2 separate regions of the Homo sapiens genome follow, and region 2 is linked to region 1. The links are chromatin contacts, found by Hi-C or POLR2A ChIA-PET in ENCODE. All regions are on one chromosome and are shown on one strand. Each heading gives the region's core, a stretch centred on a gene start or an enhancer-like site at or near the end of the contact. The rest is flanking DNA. Distances are from core to core; before and after follow the strand shown. Region 1 has its middle 12 kb from the start of FUT5. Region 2 overlaps RANBP3-DT (RANBP3 divergent transcript).

Region 1 (6,134 bases), core at 59-2,558:
GCATGGTGGTGGGTGCCTGTAATCCCAGCTACTCATGAGGATGAGGCAGGAGAATCACCTGAACCCAGGAGGTGGAGGTTGGAGGTGGAGGTTGCAGTAAGATGAGATCACGCCACTGCTCTCCAGTCTGGGCGACGGAGCAAAACTCTGTCTCACTCACTCACTCAATAAATAAATAAATAAGCGAAAATAAATAGGCCAGGCACAGGGGCTCACGCCTGTAATCCCAGCACTTTGGGAGGCTGAGGTGGGTGGATCACGAGGTAAGGAGTTCGAGACCAGTCTGGCCAACACAGTGAAACCCTGTCTCTACTCAAAATAGAAAAATTAGCTGGGCGGGATGGTGAGCGCCTGTAATCCCAGCTACTTGGGAGGCTGAGGCTCAAGAATTGCACGAACCTGGGAGGCGGAGGTTGCAGTGAGCTGAGATCGCGCCACTGCACTACAGCCTGGGCAAGAGACTCCGTCTCAAAAAAAAAAAAAAAAAAAAAATTGGTGAGGCGCGGTGGCTCAGGCCTATAATCCCAGCACTTTGGGAGGTCAAGGTGGGGGGACTTCCTGAAGTTGGGAGTTTGAGACCAGTTGAGGTCTTTGGAACATTCTGAGACTCCGGGTAGGGAAAAATTTCTATCCTCCAGGGTACTCCAACAGGGAGGGAGAGGACTGCAAATTCTGGCGCATCTCTTCCCAAGGTGGCGTCTCCATACACTCCCCGCAACATGGAGAAACCCTCTCTCTACTAAAAATACAAAATTAGCCGGGCGTGGTGGTGCACGCCTGTAATCCCAGCTACTCAGGAGACTGAGGCAGGAGAATCACTTGAACCCGGGAGGTGGAGGTTGTGGTGAGCCGAGATTGTGCCATTGCACTCCAGCCTGGGCAACAAGAGTGAAATTCCGTCTCAAAAAAAAAAAAGATCTTGTTTATTTCTTGGTTTGTCAGTGTCTTCCCCAGATTGGGCGGCTCATGGGGCAGGGCTTGGGTCCCCAGTATGACCTGGCACCCAGTAGGCACTCAGTAAACAGGTGCTGAATAAATGTCCTTGTCTGTGATGGAAGCTTGAACTCCCACTTGGAGAATTATAAACGAAGACTGAAGATCTTTGGACTCTGGGGCAGGAGTGACCCTCCCCCTGCCCCTTCCCCACCCCCCACCGACCACCCCAGAGATTACAGCCTGCCTCAGGGGAATCTGCAGGTGAGGTAGTCCTCACCCCCAGTGACACAGGGCAGGACCTCGCAGGGCTGGAGATGGAGGAGGCCGGGTGGCAGGCACAGGCAGGCAAAGAATGCTGCCGCAGACGAGAATGAATAAACAGGCTCCTTGGATGTCAGAGGCTGGGGGTGGGGGGACACTTTGAACCTCACGCCTGGCTGGGGATGTTTGGACAAGGCAGGCGGCCAGCGGGTGTCATCAGGGCTAAAATTAACCTCCACTTCCCGCTCAGCCCCTCCCCCTGGGCCAGGAGGGAGGCTGGGGCCCCGGCCATCACTTAAGTGAGCGCTGTATGCCGGACAAAGCTCCTTGAAGAAATCAATGCACGTGGTCCTCTCAACAACCCCGACAGCTGCTATCAGTAATGGCATTGTGATTTATCCCCATTTTGCAGGTGAGGAAACCAAGGCACCGAGAAAAAGGGAGGCTGATAGCCACAAAACTCAAAAGCAGCAGAGTCAGGACTCGAACCTGGGATTCAGGGAGTGTGTTCTCACCTGGAGGTCTCCCTGAAAGCCAGGGGAGATGAAAGAGACCCTGAGCGATGAGTCCTTGGCGGAGGCGGGCATGCGGCCCCTCATTCACTCTCCCCTAGGGACCTCTCCAGAGGTTTCCAGAGTTACAGTAACTTTGGGTCTTTTTGTGCAAATTCCAAGAGATGCCTGCTGTGCCAGTGACCTGCTGGGGACCTAAAACACCCTCATTGAGCCAGGGAAGGGTCAAGGAGGGGGCGGGGACAGGGCTGGTGGGCTGTGGAAACCTCGTGCAGATGGTGAGATATTAAAATACATCCACTCCACAAAAATTAGCTGGGCGTGGTGACGTGCATCTGTAATCCCAGCTACTCAGGAGGCTGAGGTAGAAGAATCACTTGAACCCGGGAGGCAGAGGTTGCAGTGAGCTGAGATTGTGCCTCTGCACTCCAGCCTGGGCGACAGAGCGAGACTCTGTCTCAAAAAAATTAAAAAAAAAAATTAAAAAAAAGATCCACTCCAGACCAGTGCAGTTGCTCATGCCTATAATCCCAGCACTTTGGGAGGCTGAGGCATGAGAATCGCTTGAACCTGGGAGGTGGAGGTTGCAGTGAGCCAGGATCGCGCCACCGGACTCCAGCATGGGCAACAGAACAAAACTCCATCTCAAAAAAAAAAAAAAAAAAAAGGAATGAATGATGCTGTAAGTATATCCCAAGAATTGCATGGGATATACTTACGCCAAGCCGTGATTCATGATCTATCTGAAATCCAAACTTAACTGGATGTCTTGGATTTTTATTTGCTAACTCTGATGACTTCAGCTGGGTGGGGGTGGGGGGCAGTCCCTGTAGCGGGCAGGTGCTAAGAGCAAAGGCAGGCATTAAGGAGGTGAAATCAGAGCCACACCAGGCGCTCAGGTGGCTTCCAGGACGCGACGCCTTCCTAATGGGCTTCCCAGGTGCCTCCGGGACCAGCCAGATGGAGGAGGCTTCGGGGCCTCCCTGGCCCTCACCCGCTGGGCCAGCCCCTCATCACCACCTCCCAGGTCCCTCCTGCCAGGCTCATTATTCATCTTTAACGGTCACTCGGCAGGGGGAGTGTGGGCTGGGAACACCTGGGACTCCCAGGCTTGCAGTGGGCGGCCTCACTAATGGGGGTGAGGCCCCCATTAGAGAGGCAGTAATGGGTGGGAAAGGGGTCCCGGCCCACCAAGGAGCTGGCCTGGGGCAGGAAGCATCCAATTTGGGGCAGGGGCGGGAAACAGACTTCTGCCACCCCCACCCTGCCATTTCCTTTCCTGTCGAGGCAGGAGTCCAGGGAAGCACCTCTGGATGCCTTCACCCTTCCCAATCTCCACCTGGACGGGGTCCTGCTGGGCCCCCCAGACGCAGAGGGGGCTGCTCTGGCACTCCTGCCTCCCCATATCCAGGCAGGGGTAGGATGGATGCCCCAGCCTTGACCTTCCAGCTTCCCATCTGCCAGACTTGCTCAAGAGAGTGGCTCACGGCTAAGGAGTGGAAACTGACACCCAGAGAAGGATCTAGAACCTCGTACTCTTCCATGCTCTTAGCCACTCCCCTTTCTGTCTCTCCTCTGAGCTATCACACATGTTGTTCCTCTCTCTTGGGCACTCTAGCCTGGATGACAAAGGGGGATCCTGTCTCTTAAAAAACAAACAAACAGACAAGGCTGGGTGCGGTGACTAACATCTGTAATCCCAGCACTTTGGGAGGCCAAGGCGGGCAGATCACGAGGTCAAGAGATCGAGACCATCCTGGCCAAACTGGAAAAACCCCATCTCTACTAAAAATACAAAAATTAACTGGGTGTGATGGCACACACCTGTAGTCCCAGCTACTCAGGAGGTGGAGGTTGCAGTGAGCCGAGATCACGCCATTGCACTCCGGCCTGGTCAACAGAGTGAGATTCTGCCTCAAAAAAGAAAAAAAAAGAAAAAAAAAGAAAAAAAGAAACGGCCAGGTATGATGGCTCACGCCTGTAATCCCAGCACTTTGGGAAGCTGAGACGGGCAGATCACCTGAGGTCGGGAGTTTGAGACCAGCCTGACCAACATGGAGAAACACCATCTCTACTAAAAAATACAAAATTAGCCAGGCATGGTGGCGCATGCCTGTAATCCCAGCTACTCACGAGTCTGAGGCAGGAGAATCGCTTGAACCCAGGAGGCAGAGGTTGCGGTGAGCTGAGATCGCACCATTGCACTCCAGCCTGGGCGACAAGAATGAAACTCTGTCTCAAAAAAGAAAAAAAAAAAAAGAAAAAAAATGTCCCTACACCCCTATTAGAATGGCCAAATCCAAAGCCCTGCCAACAGCAACCCCAAATGCCCCGAACCCCTGAGGACAGGGAGCAACAGGGAGTGTCATTCATTGCCGGTGAGAATGCAGAATGGTACAGCCGCTTTGGAACAGTTTGGCAGTTTCTTATAAAACTAAACATACTCTTAGGATGAGACCTAGAAATGGTACTCCTAGGTATTTACCCAAAGGAGCTGAAAACCTAACATCCACACAAAAACCTGCACACAGATGTTTACAGCAGCATTATTCACAGTTGCCAAGATTGGGAAGCAGCCAAGATGTCCTTCAGCAGGAGAATGGGTAAGAACACTGTGGTGTGCTCAGATGACAAAATTTTATTCAGGCTGGGCACGGTGGCTCACGGCTGTAATCCTAGCACTTTGGGAGGCAGGGGCGGGCAGATTACCTAAGGTCAGGAGTTCGAGACCAGCCTGGTCAACATGGGGAAACCCTGTCTCTACTAAAAATACAAAAATTAGCTGGGCGTGGCGGCACGAACCTGTAGTCCCAGCTATTCAGGAGGCAGGAGAATCTCTTGAACCCAAGCAGACATTGCAGTGAGCTGAGATCGCGCCACTGCACTCCAGCCTGGGTGAAAGAGGAAGACTCCATCTATATCTATATCTATATATCTATATCTATATCTATATAAAATATAAAATTCAGTGCTAAAAAGAAATGAGCTGTCAAGCCATGAAAAGACACAGAGGAACCTTAAATGCATTTTTTTTTTGAGACGGAGTTTCGCTCTTGTTGCCCAGGCTGGAGTGCAGTGGCACAATCTTGGCTCACTGCAAACTCTCCCCCACTCCCTGGGTTCAAGCGATTCTCCTGCCTCAACCTCCTGAGTAGCTGAGATAACAGGCGCTGGCCACCACACCTGGCTAATTTTTGTATATTTAGTAGAGATGGGGTTTTATCATCTTGGCCAGGCTGGTCTCAAACTCCTGACTTCAGGCCTCCCTCCGCCTGCCAAGGTGCTGGGATTACAGGCGTGAGCCAACACGCCCAGCCCTTCAATGCATATTACTGAGTGAAAGAAGCCCATTTGAAAAGGTGACACACTGTATGATTCTAGCTACAGAATATTCCCGAAAGAGGAAAACTATGGAGACGGTGAAAAGGTCAGTGGCTGTCAGGGGCTGGGGGAGGAAGGGACGAACAGGCAGAGCACAGTGGATTTTTAGGGTAGTGAAACTACTCTGCATGATACTGTTAAATGGTAGACATATGTCATTACACATTCATCCAAACCCACAGAACATATGCATACAACACCAAGAGTGAACCCTCATGTCAACTATGAACTTTTTTTTTTTTTTTAGATGGAGTTTTGCTCTGTCGCCCAGGCTGGAGTGCAATGGCCTGATCTCAGCTCACTGCAACCTCCACCTCCCAGGTTCAAGTGATTCTTCTGTTTCAGCCTCCCAAGTAGCTGGGATTACAGGCATGCGCCACCATGCCCGGCTAATTTTTTGTATTTTTAGTAGAGATGGGGTTTCACCACATTGGCCAGGTTGGTCTCAAACTCCTGAGCTCAGGTGATCTGCCCACCTTGGCCTCCCAAAGTGCTGGGATTACAGGCGTGAGCCACCACATCCAGCCAAAAATGACATTTATTACAATTTCTTGGCTGGGCTCGGTGGCTCATGCCTGTAATCCCAGCACTTTGGGAGGCCGAGGCAGGCGGATCACAAGGTCAGGAGATCGAGACCATCCTGGCTAACACGGTGAAACCCCGTCTCTACTAAAAATACAAAAAATTAGCTGGGCGTGGTGGAGGCACCTGTAGTCCCAGCTACTCGGGAGGCTGAGGCAGGACGATGGTGTGAACAGGGAAGGCGGAGCTTGCAGTGAGCCAAGATTGTGCCACTGCACTCCAGCCTGGGTGACAGAGTGAGACTCCGTCTCAAAAAAAAAAAAAAAAATTTCTTCATTGCTGCCCGGTGTATAGTAGCAGAAGACTGGAGGCCAGGACATGTGCTTTCACCAGAACAATGGTCCAGCCTCAAGATGGAATATTACACTGTCCTTACAAAAGAGGGGGAAGTTCTGCACTCGAAGAAAAGATCCGAGATGCATTGTTAGGAGTCAACTACGCTGAGCTGCAAGAAAGTACGGG
Region 2 (5,806 bases), core at 103-2,602, 110 kb after region 1:
AAAAGCCAAGCGCAATGGCTCATGCCTGTAATCCCAGCACTTTGGGAGGCTGAGGTGAGCGGATCACCTGAAGTCAGGAGTTTGAGACCAGTCTGGCCAACATGGTAACATCCTATCTCTATTAAAAATACAAAAATTAGCCAGGCACGGTGACACACTCCTGTAATCCCAGCTACTCAGGAGGCTGAGGGGGAGAATCGATTAAACCCAGGAGGTGGAGGTTGCAGTGAGCTGAGATTGTGCCACTGCACTCCAGCCTGGGCAACAGCAAGACTCTGTCTCAAACAAAGCAAAGCAAAACAAAACAAAACACCAAACCACACACACAAAAAACAAACCAAATCGGGTATAACTCACCAATTTGATCTCCACAGGGCTCCTGTGTGCCCCTGCTCCACCCCACAGCCACAACTCTCCCCCTCACTTGTACGATTTTAACAAGCACCTAATTGACCCCCCTGCTTCTGTTTCTTCCTGTGAATCCACCCTGCCCGAATACATCTTTCTAAAGCCCAGCTTTGATTACATCAAAAACCTCTGGTGGCCTCCTGCCTGAATTCCAGTTTCTTTGGAATTCCTTGTCACTCCTCTGGATATTTTTCTCTCCTCCATGGCACAGCACCTTCCTTCCCAACATCACCGTAAAAAACGCCTTCTCTGGGAGGCCCTCCTCACTCCCTCACACCCTCAATATTTGCTGAGCATGCCCGGTGATAGATTTGGGAAGTCCATTTCAACAAGGCAAATGATAGCTACTCACTCGCAGAGCTTATGGGAAAGACAGATTTGCAAACAATGACTATAAAGTATGGTAGGGGAAGTTGGGTCTAAGTGACCCTAATCTACCCAGAGAGCATCCAGGAAGGCTTCCCGAAAGAAGTGCCAATCAAGGTGAGTGCTAAAGAGGAAGGTGTCTCCCAGGCGACACTGGCAGTGTCCAGAGACATTTTTGCTTGTTAGGATTGGGCTGTAGTGCTCCTGGCAGGGAGTGGGTGGAGGCCAGGGATGCTGCTCAGCACCCTGCAGTGCCCAGTACGGGCCCCCCCAGAGAATTATCTGATCCCCCACCATCTGCGGTATCTGCAGTGCCGAGGGGTAGAAACAGCTCTTGAAGGCTTAGTCCCGTGCTTTCTGTATGTTGACCTTCTTTCTCACAACACCGTGAGGTATTTTTAATGTCTCTTTTCCAGTGGGAGAAACCGATGAAGGTAATTTACTTGAGGGCACAGTGAATGACCGTGGAGCTGATTCTCAAACCTGTGCAGTCTAATCCCTGCCACTCTGCCTCTCCCGGCCGAGGAGGAGCTGGGGAGTAGCAAAGAGGAAGGGGAGAAGCGCTCAGTTGGCGGCCATTTTGAGGAGCAGGGCCAAGGGGCGGGGCGGGGCAATGCGGGGACGGACGGTGCTGCCAAGGCTGTGATGGAGACTTGGGGAGGAGGTCTGGACGGCCAGATGCCGGAATGCTGTCTTGCTCTGCCGAGGGCCAGGCACCCAGGAGCTCTGGGCAGAGGTGAAGTCAGCAGCTCCTGGAGGGTGTTTCCATTGTGGGAGTGGCTGAGGTGACTGAGGGGGTAGAAGGAGGAGAGGAGTGGGCAGGACCCAGGCGCAGAGGGGCAGCAGCCAGAGGCAGGAGGAAAACAGGGGTGGCGGCGGTTGGCGGGGGTGGGGGGCACTCCAGCTGGAGCATCTCCCCTTTCTTTTTTTTTTTTTTTTTTGTTTTTTTGAGACGGAGTCTCGCTCTGTCACCCAGGCTGGAGTGTAGTGACGTGATCTTGGCTTACTGCAAGCTCCTCCTCCTGGGTTCAAGCGATTCTCCTGCCTCAGCCTCCCCAGTAGCTGGGACTACAGGAGTGTGCCATCACACCCGGCTAATTTTTGTATTTTTAGTAGAGATGGGGTTTCACCATGTTAGCCAGGATGGTCTCAATCTCCTGACCTCGTGATCCACCCGCCTCGGCCTCCCAAAGTGCTGGGATTACAGGGGTGAGCCACCGCGCCTGGCCCACATCTGCCCCATCTTAGCACGCTGGCAGTTGCAGTGTCTGGGGTCCCCTCCCATCTTGCAAGGGAGTTCCTGCCACCAGAAAGTTTGTGAAGGCAGGGACATCTCTGGGCCTCCCCACCCCTCCTTGCTGACGTCTGTCTGGAGGTCAGGGCTGTAATGGCAGTTCCATCATCACCAGGGACCCAGGCTCCTTCTGACTCATTGCTTTTCCATCCTTATCATGGGGCTTCCACCTTGAGGTCCACTGTGGCTGCCGTGCTCCAGCCATCACATCTGCATTCCAGCCAGAAGCCTTGCTTTTCCCATGTGTACAATGGGGATTACATCTACCTTAGGTCATCAAAAATAGGAGATGGGATAGAAGTGTCTAGTGTGGAGCCTGCTGTGATTATGGCCAGTACCCCCTAGAGGTGCTTGGTAAGACCAAGGTTCCCCTTTTTTTTTTTCTGAGGCGGCTGCACCCTGGGGACCTACCCAGAGGGCTTTGGAGGCACATGATGGCCTGCGGACCTCAAGCGGGCTCCTCTTTCCTGGGGCGCCATCCCCCATGCTCTGAGCTCCCGCTCTCCCCAGCCTCTCAGGCCCCATGGGCAGGGCTCGGGCCTCCTACTCTGGGCCCTGCAGTCCACACTGGGCCTGGCTCTTCAGGGGCTGGGGAGGTGGGTGAGTTGGCACTTGCCTAATTTGGCTCAGGGGTCTCAGCTGGAGGAATGTCTGAAATTGTGACCCAGCAGGGGGTGGGGCGAGTGGATTTCCTGGCTGATGTTGGCACCGTCAGGACACAGTGGGGTCCTGGAGTCCCAGCCCAGGGAAGTGAGAGGCGATTCTAGTGTCACCTGAGACAGAGAGGCCTGGGCTGGGGCAAAGGCCGAGTGTCCCTGGGAGCATACGGGGCACTGGCCTGGCACTCGGGAAACTGGCCTGGCTGACCAGCAACTGTACTAGCCTCTGTGGGCCACCCTCCCTCCCGCAGGTGGGCCCTGCCTGGTTCCTGAGCCCATTGCTCTCCTCTGTAGGGTTTCTTCAAAGTCCTATAGCCCCGCACCACAGTCCCCTGAGAGGGAATGGCAGCAACAACACGCTTCCTGGCTCCTACCCGAATCTCACCGAGTCATGCTCCTTGTGAAATGGGTCCAGGAATCGGCCATTTTTGAGCAAGCTCATGCACTGATTCTCAATGATTCTGAAGTTTGGCCCGAGTAAACCCTGCGGACAACCAGGGGTTCGCATCCGAGACTGGCACACCCGCTTCCTCCGCTAGATCCGAGTGGGTCTAGCCTGTAACAAATGTAAACAGGAGGCTGGGGCGGTGGCTCACGCCTGTAATCTCAGCACACTGGGAGGCCAAGGTGGGAGGATCGCTTGAGCCAAGGAGTTTGAGTCCAGCCTGGGCAACACAGGAAGACCCCCATCTCTAAAAAAAAAAAAAAAAAAAATTAGCTGGATGTGGTGGCGCACGCCTATAGTCCCACCTACTTGGGGAGGCTGAGGTGGGAGGATCACCTGAGCTCAAGAGGTTGAGGGTGTAGTGAGCTATGATAGTGCCACTGCACGCCAGCCGAGGTGATAGAATGAGACCGTCTCTTAAAAAAACAAACAAACAACAGAAAAAAACCCAAAGTGTAAACAGGAGCCATTGACCATCCTGGACAAAGAACGGTTTCTGCGCCATCACTGGCTCAGGATAGGCCTTGCTAAGGAAGTAAGGGGCCCAGGCTCCTTCCGGAAGGCACTAGAACATCCCCAGGGAGCCCGCAGGCAAGTGCAGGGGGCACCTCTGTGGTTTCCCCTCTGGGTCTTGAGTGGGGCAGGCCCGGCAGGCTGGTGTCCCACGGCGGGGGGACAGGGCCTAGAGTGTGGACAGTGAGTCCAAAAATGGGCACGCTCAGTGTGTTTACTGCTATGAAAAATGAGACCAGGCCTGAGAGGCTTGTGGCTTCGCTGCCACCTCTGTTCCTCCTCGTGGATCGGAAAGACAGGCCAGAGCCTAAGGCAGAAACCAGCTTGTATTGGTTACCAGGAGTGAGGAAAAGCCGGGCATTACAATCCGTTAACTGTGAGCTTCAGTGTCTCCAAGGAGAGGAGATGTATATTTTAAAGACATTCTTTCTGTCTGATTTCAACTAAGGTTTGGGCTATACGACCAGACAAACAGTGTGATTATTCCCAGCTTTTCGTTTCTAAAGTGAGCACGCGTCTTTGTCTTCCTGCACCCCTCACTCTGGCGCAGGCCCAGCGATGCTCTGAGCTCCTGCGGGCGGGGAAGTAGGTTTTTAAAGGCCACGTGAGCTGACATTAGTACCTTCTGTGTGAATGAGAACAAAACATTTGGGACTGAATATACTGCAATGTACACATTCATAAGAAACGTTCTAATAACAATTAGCGCACAAAACTATTGGTATAAACATTTTTCCAAAAAGAGAAAACTATTGCATTTCGTTAGAAATCGCGTCCTGGGCCGAGGCTCGTCTTTCTTCTCTGCAGTTGGTTTGGGGACAGAACTCCAGCACGCAGCTGTCCAACTGCAGCGGCTACGTGTTTCCATGGAGACAAACTTGGTGTCTCAAGTTCAGGGCTTCGAAAGTCCCGAATATTTGTTTGTCCCGAGAGAAGAGTTTTGACTTTGAAGAGGTCCAGGTGGGACTCGCTGGGGGTGGGGTGCTCCGGGATTAGTTCAGAGGGAGGTGTTCTGGAAGACTCCGTGGAGCGGGACGCAGGCACTGCTGTTTGGACGACACGCGGGATGGCTGCTTTCTGAAGTTGTGGCTGTGACACTGACCCTGTTGGACAAACTCCTTCCACAGCCAGTGGCTTGATGGTGACGGTGAACTTGGACAGAGTCCCACATCCTTCCTGCTGCTGATAAAACTTCTGGTTTTGATTTTTTGAAAGACACTGCTGTGTCCTGGCACGAGCGAGCCCGTTTCTGTGGCTTGTTCTTTTTCGAGCTGCGGATCTGCCGGGACACAGCGATTGTCAGCTGCCCCTCAAGTCCTTTGGCATCTGGAGATGGGTTCCTGCAGCACAGCCGGCCTCCCGCCTCGGGGCATCCGGCAGGGAGGTCTGGATCTAAAAGGCCACAGGGCGCTGCGCCCAGCTGGGTCCCTCCCACATGGTGCTACCAGACAAGGGCACTCCACTTTCCATTCCTGAGGGGACTCCAGGGACGCTGGCGAGCTCTGTGCCTCCCCAGCGGTGGCAGGTAGGAGGGGAGAGGCCGTCCCTTTCTAGTCGGGCTCTGCCAGGTTTTTTTAATTTTTAAAATCATGGTGAAAATTGGTTCCAGTTGAGTGCAGAGGCCAGTGCTCTCAGCACAGCCCTTTCAGCTCTTAAAGGGACTGGGGCCAAAGTCCAGGGTTCCAGCAGAGGAGGGTTTGTCCAGAATAAGGAACCCATGGTCTGGTGGGGCCCTGGTGGCTGCGCAGGGACCTGGGGACCCAGAGCACAGCTACAGCCAGTGGGAGCCCTGGCCTGGGCTTCTGTAGCTTCAACAACTGCTTTCCTTCTTGAACACTGACCCCGGGAGCCCCCGCTTGAGTCAAAGTAAACATCACATCATCTAAGAGGCACTAATTTGGTGGAGCCGGTGAAATCCAGGTTCCCAGAGTGACCAGGCGGCATCTTTTGGAACCTCGAGGAGGCGCCGGCCGGGGCTGCTAGATGCCCTGCAGGGAGTGGTTGGGGTCACTGCGCTCCCGCTTTACCAGGGGCTCACCCAGGCTGCGGGCGTCTGGGCCCGCCTCGCTGCCACGCTGCTCATCGCCCATGTCATCTGCGGAGGGAGGGGTAGGGTCAGTG

What was found. Hi-C counts contacts between places; a loop is a spot of excess contacts on that map. ChIA-PET counts read pairs that join two places held with the same protein, here RNA polymerase II (POLR2A). Pooled maps may share reads with other maps.
Region 2: POLR2A ChIA-PET joins it to region 1 with 13 read pairs in WTC11. The contact joins two enhancer-like sites. A Hi-C loop is called at or near these places in 1 of 50 pooled maps. POLR2A ChIA-PET finds 5 or more read pairs at or near these places in 2 of 52 experiments (Panc1 and WTC11).

What each region holds. Positions count from the first base shown.
Region 1 is chr19:5,879,388-5,885,521 of GRCh38, forward strand. No RefSeq gene overlaps it. Among named protein-coding and RNA genes, the nearest start is that of FUT5, 12 kb to the left of the region's middle. Within about 2 kb of position 1,309, at least 7 of the 41 ENCODE cell types and tissues checked have a DNase peak (open chromatin) inside an H3K27ac peak, as active enhancers do.
Region 2 is chr19:5,989,171-5,994,976 of GRCh38, forward strand. All of the region lies in intron 1 of RANBP3-DT (RANBP3 divergent transcript), which reads left to right. RFX2 (regulatory factor X2) reads right to left here. Exons shown (of 18, transcript NM_000635.4): 18 at 3,994-5,780. The coding sequence ends at 5,665. Among named protein-coding and RNA genes, the nearest start is that of RANBP3-DT, 14 kb to the left of the region's middle. Within about 2 kb of position 1,353, at least 2 of the 41 ENCODE cell types and tissues checked have a DNase peak (open chromatin) inside an H3K27ac peak, as active enhancers do.